2 separate regions of the Homo sapiens genome follow, and region 2 is linked to region 1. Evidence: read pairs that join two places in POLR2A ChIA-PET (ENCODE). Cell type or tissue: Panc1. All regions are shown on one strand. Each heading gives the region's core, and the rest is flanking DNA. Links, peaks and the distances in the headings are about the cores only. Region 1 has its middle 3.6 kb from the start of TCEAL1. Region 2 has its middle 16 kb from the start of PLP1.

Region 1 (4,397 bases), core at 231-4,230:
AAAAAAAAAAAAAAAAAAGAAAGAAAAAAAAAGAAATGCAGATAGGAAAGGAAGAAGTAAAAATGTATTCATAGAAGAATCATGATCATGTACATAGAATGCCTTAAGAATCTACAAAAAGTTATTGGAATTACTAAGTGAATTTAGCATGATCTAAAGATAAAAGGTCAATATACAAAAATCAAGTATATATTTTATATACTAGAAATAAACAATTAGAAGACAAAAAATTTAAAGTACCACTTGCAAAGGCATCAAAAAGCATGAAATAATTAGAAATAAAGTTTATTAAATATGTGGAGATTTTATATTGAAAATTATAATACATTACTGAGAGTAATTATGGAAGACCTAAATAAATGAAGTATAATACCATGTTCACGTATCAGAAGACTCAGTATTGTGAAAGTGGCAATTCTCCTCAGATTGATCCATTTATTCAGTGTAATTCCAGTTAAGATCACAGCCAAGAAAAGCCTAAGACAGCTTACCAACTAAAAGTGATATAGTATTCTAGATGGCATCCTGGAACAGAAAAAAAGGATATCAGGTAAAAATGAAGAAAATGGGAATAAAGTATGGGCTTTAGTTAAAGACAATGTCTCAATATTGGTTTGTTAATTATAACAAATGCACCATAGTAATGTAAGATGTTAAAAATAGAGGAAACAGGGTTTGGGATATATAGACACTGTATTATTTTCTAGATTTTTTGGTAAATCTAAAACTATTCTAAAAAAAAGAATTATATTTTTAAAATAAAAAAACACGACGTTAAAAAAAAGGCAACAGGAGAAAAAAACGCTTTATATTTTATTACCTAAAATGGTACTTTTTTTTCTTGCTTTTTGAATAGAGGCCTTGCATTGTCTTTTACACTGGGCCCTGCAAATTATGGAGCCAGCCCTGCCTCTGTCCCAGCCTCCTTCCCAGGCCTCAGGCTGAGGTTGTTCTGGGTGCTTGTAAAAGTCCCTGAAAGGCCAAGGCTAAGCTGTGGCTCTGTTGCAGCCCAGCAGGGAAGGCCAAAATAGAATGAGTTATGTGCTCTGAGCTTGTCTGGATTCTGGGAAATGCAGCAGCAGCCACAGTCCGCAGGTGGTCCCCACTCAGGCCAAATCGTGTTCGTAAGCAAAGGCCCTCCCACCTCAGTATGGTGGGCAGTATGGAATCATTGCTTCCTAGAGCTAGAAGGGACCTCATTCATGGTTCTACCACAGCCCTCGCCCCCACCATTTAGGGAGAAAAATGATACAAATAGAGGCAAGGAGAGGGGTAGGAGGCTGCCACACCTCCAGAGCCTCCAGGGAGTGAATGACAGCATAAGTCTTGCCCAGACCCAAGCCTAGTACTGTCTCTCTTCAGCCCAGGTCTGGACCCACCTTCCCTGTCCCTGTGCATTTCCAACAGCCTGAGTTGCTACTTAGCCTTTCCTCAGAGCCCCTTCCTTGTTTCTCTGAGCATATACAGGGTGTGTGTGTGTGTGTGTGTGTGTGTGTGTGTGTGTGCGTGTGTGCGTGTGTGTGTTTGAGCCCCAGTTAGGATGAGGCCACAAGCAGAAACAGAAAAGAGGAGGCTCCTGTCATTGCTTTTCCTACTTGGGAATTTCCCCTGGGGCAGGGGTAGGGGAGGAGCCCATGAGAGTCACAGGCTGGACAGGGCCTGCTGCAGTCAACAGGTCCAGGTCTGAGAGCAGGTACTGCCATTAGTGCCATTAGGAAAGAATGCAGAGGCAGCAGCCACAGAGGGAACGTCTGGGCTGGAGAGGGCAGAACTCCTCAAGTCCAGGCAGACAGAGCCTGCAAAGTGAAACCAAGGGGACTCGCAAAGAAGGAGGGTTCTGTTCCTGCCACAGAAGTGCAGCCTCCCCAGCAACAGGAATCCCTGGAGGAGAAACCCACCCTGGGCTTTCTCAGATCCCCCAGAGAAAGGCCACACCACTTGGAGACTGTTGTCATGGCAGCAGCTGCCCAGTGCTGTGTGTAAATGTGGGTGGAGCCCACTGCCCAGGAGCAGTTTTACATAGTGGTTAAAGGTACAATCTCTCATGCCACACTGCCTATGTTTTGTTTTTTTTGTTTTCTTTTGTTTTCAGATGGAATCTCTTATTGGCCAGGCTGGAGTACAGTGGCACAATCACGGCTCACTGAAGCCTTGAGTTCCCAGGCCTCTAACCTCGGCCTCCCAAGGAACTGGACCACCTGGGACCGCAGGTGTGCACCACCATGCCTGGCTAATTTTTATCGTTTCTAGAGACAGGATCTCACTATGTTACCCAGGCTGGTCTTGAATTCCTGGGCTCAAGCTATTCTCCCATCATGGCCTCCCAAAGTGTTGGGATTACAGGCGTGAGCCACTGCACCTAGCCTTAGGTTTTAAATCCCATCTCAGCTACTTACTATCATCTGTGTTTCCATGGGAACAATTTGTCACCTCCCAGAGCTCAGTTGTCACACTTTTGAAATGGGTTTCAAAACAAACACTCATTAGTAATAATGGACCAAGCAATATACCCTCATAGGACCCTAAATCAAGGGTATCAAATCAAATCCATCAGAAGGACAGCCCCACCCCAACCCCAACCCTACACAAACAAGTAGCAGATCACACTTCTTTGTAACAAATGATTGTCATTTGGTAGCAGAATCACCTTTACCTTATTCCCTCTTGAGAGTCCTTTCTCTTAAGGGAACCCGAGATCAGCTACTGCTGGGCAGACTTAGAGCCCACATGGAGACTCGGTCTTCATTCCTCCTCTCCTGCTTCTATTTCCTCACACCTCCTTATCTGCCCTCCATATTTACTAAGTTCTCATCAAAGTTTAATTTATACCGGTGCAGGAGCTTTCAGGGACTATAGTGTCTTCTATTAGCAGCACTAGAAAGCAAGCAATCTGAGAAGCCACATGAGAGATGAGAGGAAGGGAACTAGCTCGGCAGGGCATACTCCTGGTTTCACATGCAATAAGGAAAAGAAATTTTTTTCACTTGGAGTCAGAACTCTCTGCTGAGATACCTATAGATCTTTCCCGAGTTTGCTGACTTTATCACCCTATTTAGTACTAGTGGCATGCTTTAAATTAATGATTTGCAGCTAATATACAGAATGATAGAATCTGGATTCAAAGATTGAGGGAGTGAATCTAATGAGACAAAATTTAACCCAGAAAAAATTAGAAGCTTCTATACTTGAGTTAAAACTAAAAAGATTTACAGAAGTGGATTAACAGCTTGAAGTATGAAATAAGGGAGGGGTCTAGTTGACTGCAACTTAAACTGGATTCAATTGTGTGATATGGCATTCACAAAATCTACTATAATTTTAGGATGCATCCATAGATGTATAGCACCTATTCTAAAATGAAGGAGGTGGTAAGATCACTCCATTCTGCACTAGGCAGTATATTCAGTGTTTTCAGAGACATTTACACATTCAGGAATGTGTAGAATAATGAATGACTTTGAAAAAATATGTCACATCAGAAATGGCTGAAATAACTGGGGAGGTTAAACCCCCCAAAAAAGTCTTGGTGAGAACATAATTCTTTAAGGATTATGTGAGATGGCATATTGAAAATACTTAGTGCAATGCCTGGCATAAAGTACACAATTAATCTTAATATTAAAAGGATGTTAATTAGTAGTATTGTTAGCACTGTGTCATACTATTATTATTACTATTATTATAGTTAATGCTTATAGAGTGCTTTCTATGTGCTAGGCTCTATTCCAGATCCTTTACATAGGTTGACTCATTGACTCAGTTATTCCTCTTACAATTCTATGAGGTAGGTACTATTATTGTCTCCAATGTTGTAGATGAGGAAGCTGAGTCACAGAAGATTGAGTAGATTGCCTAGTGTGTCTCACAGAATGGAAGGGGAAAGAACCAGAATAGAAGCTGTGGCAATTTTAAGCTGTCAAGGATGAAAGGTACTTTTATTATTTTATACCTGTTCTGTACCACTCCACAGGGCAGAGCCAGGACCAATGTGTGTAAACTACTGGGAGGCAGATTTTAACTCAACAGAAGCAAAAATCAATTAATTAATTAATTTTAAAACTCTGAATGATTAGAACTTTCTGAGATTTCAGTGAGATATCTTATAAGGCAGTGAGTTCTCCATCACAGGATTTAAGAAGAATAAGGATAGAAATGAATGAAATGGGACTTCTCTAGGAAAGAAACTATACAAATGAGAAACCAACCCTTGATGAAAAAATAAGAAGGCATAGTGAAACTTGGTTTTAAAGACACATCTCACAGAGAAATTGGAAAGTAAAACAGTTATAAAAAAGATATGAAGGTAAACTAATATTTGTCTAAATGCTATCTCAACACAAAGTTAATCAGATATCAGAGAAAAGCAACAAACAGTTCTTAAAAGGGGAAATTTCACA
Region 2 (4,397 bases), core at 183-4,182, 140 kb after region 1:
TTGGCTGTATCTAGGTAGCAGGCAAGAAGAATGCCTTGGGTGGTGTATTAGTCCATTCTCACACTGCTGTGAGGAAATACCTGAGACTGGGTAATTTATAAAGAAAAGAAGCTTAATTGACTCACAGTTCTGCATGGCTAGGGAGGCCTCAGGAAACATACAATCATGGTGGAAGGCACCACTTCACAGGGATGCAGAAGAGAGAATAAGTGCAAACAGAGGAAATGCCAGATGATTCTAAAACCATTAGATCTCATGAGACTCACTATTACAAGAATTGAATGAGGCAAACCGCCCCCATGATCTGATTACCTCCACCTGTTCCTGCCCTTGACACATGGGGATTATGGAGATTACAATTCAAGGTGAGATTTGGATGGGGACACAGAGCCAAACCATATCAGGTAGTTATAGCTTCACTTGGGACTTTGACATTTGTCTGGGATAGGATGAGGATGGAGCATGGACTAGTTCCTGAGGGTGAGATTAGGGAAAATGCTGCCAAGAAGACACTGGCCAGGAGGGAGCCGGATGCTAGTAACTGAGACAAGAAGCCTGCCAACTCAAGCCAGACCTTGGGCTATTGGAATGTGGGAAGGAATTAAAGAACGAAGATAACAGCAATATCTATTGGATTTGATAAGGATTAATGCAAGTGAAGCACTTAGTACAGAGCCTAGCACACAGTAAGTACTTAACTAATGGCATCAAGCTGCAAACTCTATCATCTCTGTCTTTTAGAGGCCATAATGCATGTTAGCATAGTGGAGGTTTTGTAAAGTCTCCCAAGTAGCTGAGACTACAGGCGTATGCCACCACGCCTGGCTAGTTTTTGCATATTTAGTAGAGACGGGGTTTCTTCAGGTTGGTCAGGCTGGTCTTGAACTCCCGACCTCAGGTGATCTGCCCACTTTGGCCTTCCAAAGTACTGGGATTACAGGCATGAGCCACTGTGCCCGGCCAAAAAAAAATCATTATTTTTTTTTTTCCTTGAGACGGAGTCTCGCTCTGTAACCAAGGCTGGAGTGCAGTGGTGTGATCTCGGCTCACTGCAAGCTCCGCCTCCTGGGTTCACGCTATTCTCCTGCCTTAGCCTCCAGAGTAGCTGGGACTACAGGCGCCTGCCACCATGCCCGGCTAATTTTTTTTGTATTTTTTAGTAGAGACGGGGTTTCACCGTGTTAACCAGAATGGTCTTGATCTCCTGACCTTGTGATCCGCCCCCCTCAGCCTCCCAAAGTGCTGGGATTACAGGCGTTGAGCCACCGCGCCCTGCCGAAAAAAAATTTTTTTTAAGAGTCAGTGTCTCACTCTATTGCCCAGGTGACAGTGCAGTGGCATGCTCCTAGCTCATGGCAGTTTTAAACTCCTGGGATCAAGCAGTCCTGCTTCAGACTCTTCAAGTAGCTAGGACTAGAAGTGCGTACCACCATGCCTGGCTACAGAGACACTAAAACAAACAAACAAACAAACAAACAAAACAAAACAAAAACAAAAAACTTTGGTTAACCCAGGCTTCCCCAAATATATTTGCCTGCAGATTTTTTTTTTTTTTTTTTTTTTTTTTTTTTTTTTTTTTTTAACATTAGACCTTTCACCATCCAGTGGAGATGACAATCTCTGGTCATGCTTTGGGAAACTCCACTCTCCTTCCAGTGAGGGGCTCTAGTAACATTTGTCACTGCCTTAAAAATGTTTCAATTTGATGTCAATTAATACTTTTTTTTTTTTTTTTTTGAGACAAGGTCTGTCTCTGTTGCCCAGGCTGGAGTGCAGTGGCATGATCTCAGCTCACTGCAACCTACACCTCCTGGGCGCAAGCCATCCTCCCCCTTAGCCTCCCGAGTAGCTGGGACTACAGGTACGCACCATCATACCTGGCAAATTTTTGTATTTTTTGTAGAGACAGGGTTTTGCCATGTTGCCCAGGCTGGTCTTGAACTTGTGAGCTCAAGCAATCCACCCACCTTGGCCTCCCAAAGTGCTGGGATTACAGGCATGAACCACTGGGCCTGGCAATACTTTCTTTCCTATTCATTAGCTCCTATTTGGAGAAGAAGTTGAGGGAGGTTCTCTTTAAAAATAGAGACTGTATCATCAGGGCTGCTGGGGAAAGGGAAAGAGACATTGTATCTTTGTTGGAATTTGGGCTTTCTAAGAGGAGGAGTAGAAACTATGCTGGTGGTTATGGTGGTTGTGGGATGAACAACAGGATGGATGTCCAGATGGACCAAGTCAGCCCTCTATTGTAATTCCTGGATGAAAGCTTGAAGGACCTAATCTCAAGAACACCAATGATCCTACTGTCCTCCTATATATATGAACAGAGATGGGAGGATGTTCTCTGGTTATTTAATAAAGGCCAGCCACAAACAAGGCACCATACTAGGTTTCATGCGCGTCCATGTGAAATCACCAAACAGGCTTTGTGTGAGCAATAAAGCTTTTTAATCACCTGGGTGCAGGCAGGCTGAATCCGAAAAGAGTCAGATAAGGGAGATAGGGGTGGGGCTGTTTTATAGGATTTTGGTAGGTAGTGGAAAATTACAGTCAAAGGGGGTTGTTCTCTGGCTGGCTGGGGTGGGGGTCACAAGGTGCTCAGTGGGGGAGCTTTTGAGTCAGGATGAGCCAGGAGAAGGAATTTCACAAGGTAATGTCACCAGTTAAGGCAGGAACTGGCCATTTTCACTTCTTTTGTGATTCTTTACTTGCTTCAGGCCATCTGGATGTATATATGCAGGCTTGGGCTCAGAGATCTGACATTCCTGTCTTCTTATATTGATAAGAAAAATAAAATAAAATAGTGTTGAAGTGTTGGGGCAGCAATAACTTTTGGGGGGTGGTATGGAGATATAATGGGCGATGTTTCTCAGGGCTGCTTCAAGCGGGATTAGGGGAGGCGTGGGAACCTAGAGTGGGAGAGATTAAGCTGAAGGAAGATTTTGTGATAAGGGGTGATATTGTGGGGTTGTTAGAAGAAACACTTGTTGTATAGAATGATTGGTGATGGCCTGGGTGCGGTTTTGTATGAATTGAAAAACTAAACGGAAGACACAAGGTCCGAATAAGAGGAGAAAAACAGGTATTAAAGGACTAACAATTGGGAGGACCCAGGACATCCAATTAGAGAGTGCCCAAGGAGGTTCAGCATAGCCCTGCCAGTAAAGATTATTTATTTACTTTAAGAGGGAGTTAAGAGTGGTGGGCGGTTTGGGGATAGCACCAGGAGATATCAGCTGTGATGGCTTGGAGAAACAGTGTAAACCGGCAGTGTAAACAAGAGCAGGGCATGTATGAGTAGTTGAGAACGGTGAATAGGATTATGACTAGACAGAAGATAGTAGGGATGACAAGTTTTTGGGGCACAGCCCAAGTTGGGCTGGTGTCTGGAATGAGACGGGGGCCTAATAAAAAGGAGTGTCTATACAGGAGCTCAAATGGGCTGTAACCTGTAGCATTCCGAGGACAGGCCCGAATTTTGAGAAGGGAAAGTGGTAAAAGTATTGTCTAGTCATTTTTTAGTTGGTGGCTGAGCTTGGTGAGGTGCGTTTTTAAAAGACCATTAGTCCATTCTACCTTTTCTGAAGATTGAGGATGGTAAGAGGTATGAGGGTTTCACTGAATACCAAGAGCCTGAGAAACTGCTTGGGTGATTTAACTAGTAAAGGCCGGTCCGTTATTGGACTGTATAGAGGTGGGAAGGCCAAACCAAGGAATTATGTCTTACAGAAAGGAAGAAATGACCGCAGTAGCCTTTTCAGACCCTGTGGGAAAGGCCTCTACCCACCCAGACCAAGAGGTATTTTAGTTTCCTGACTCGAGGCATGTGAGTAAAGTCAATTTGCCAGTCCTGGGCAGGGGCAAATCCCCGAGCTTGATGTGTAGGGAAGGGAGGGGGCCTGAACAATCCCTGAGGAGTAGTAGAATAGCAGATGGAACACTGAGAAGTGATTTCCTTGAGGATAGATTTCCACGGTGGAAAGGAAATGAGAGGTTCTAAGAGGCGGGCTAGTGGCTTGTAACCTACATGGAAGAGGCTATGAAATGACGACAGAATAGAATCGGCCTGTGAGGCTGGAAGGAGATATTTTCTTTTTTTTTCTTTTTGTTTTTTTTTTTTTAAATAAGAGAGATTTTATTTTATTTATTTATTTTTTTGAGACAGAGTCTTGCTCCTGTAACCCATGCTGGAGTGCAGTGGCATGATCTTGGCTCACTGCAACCTCAGCCTACTGAGTTCAAGGGATTCTCCTGTCTCAGCCTCCTGAGTAGCTGGGATTACAGGCACCCACCAGGAAGGAGATATTTTCCTTGGTTCAAGAACCATTTGCCTTGTGTGGGAAGAGATTGATAGGTGGAAGTTTCAGTAGGGGAGTAGGTAGGAGTGACCGATGAGA

The links. ChIA-PET counts read pairs that join two places held together with the same protein. Peaks named below come from ENCODE experiments on the same cell type or tissue, not always from the same donor. Only the 100,000 strongest peaks of a DNase experiment are listed, where the experiment ranks them.
Region 2: POLR2A ChIA-PET joins it to region 1 with 6 read pairs; 3 of 35 experiments call an interaction of 5 or more read pairs at or near these places.

The regions. Positions count from the first base shown.
Region 1 is chrX:103,623,226-103,627,622 of GRCh38, forward strand. No RefSeq gene overlaps it. Among named protein-coding and RNA genes, the nearest start is that of TCEAL1, 3.6 kb to the right of the region's middle. In Panc1, for the core only: no CTCF peak of the experiment used is centred there; no DNase peak of the experiment used is centred there; H3K4me3 peaks cover 400 bases; H3K27ac peaks cover 1,936 bases.
Region 2 is chrX:103,758,767-103,763,163 of GRCh38, forward strand. No RefSeq gene overlaps it. Among named protein-coding and RNA genes, the nearest start is that of PLP1, 16 kb to the right of the region's middle. In Panc1, for the core only: no CTCF peak of the experiment used is centred there; no DNase peak of the experiment used is centred there.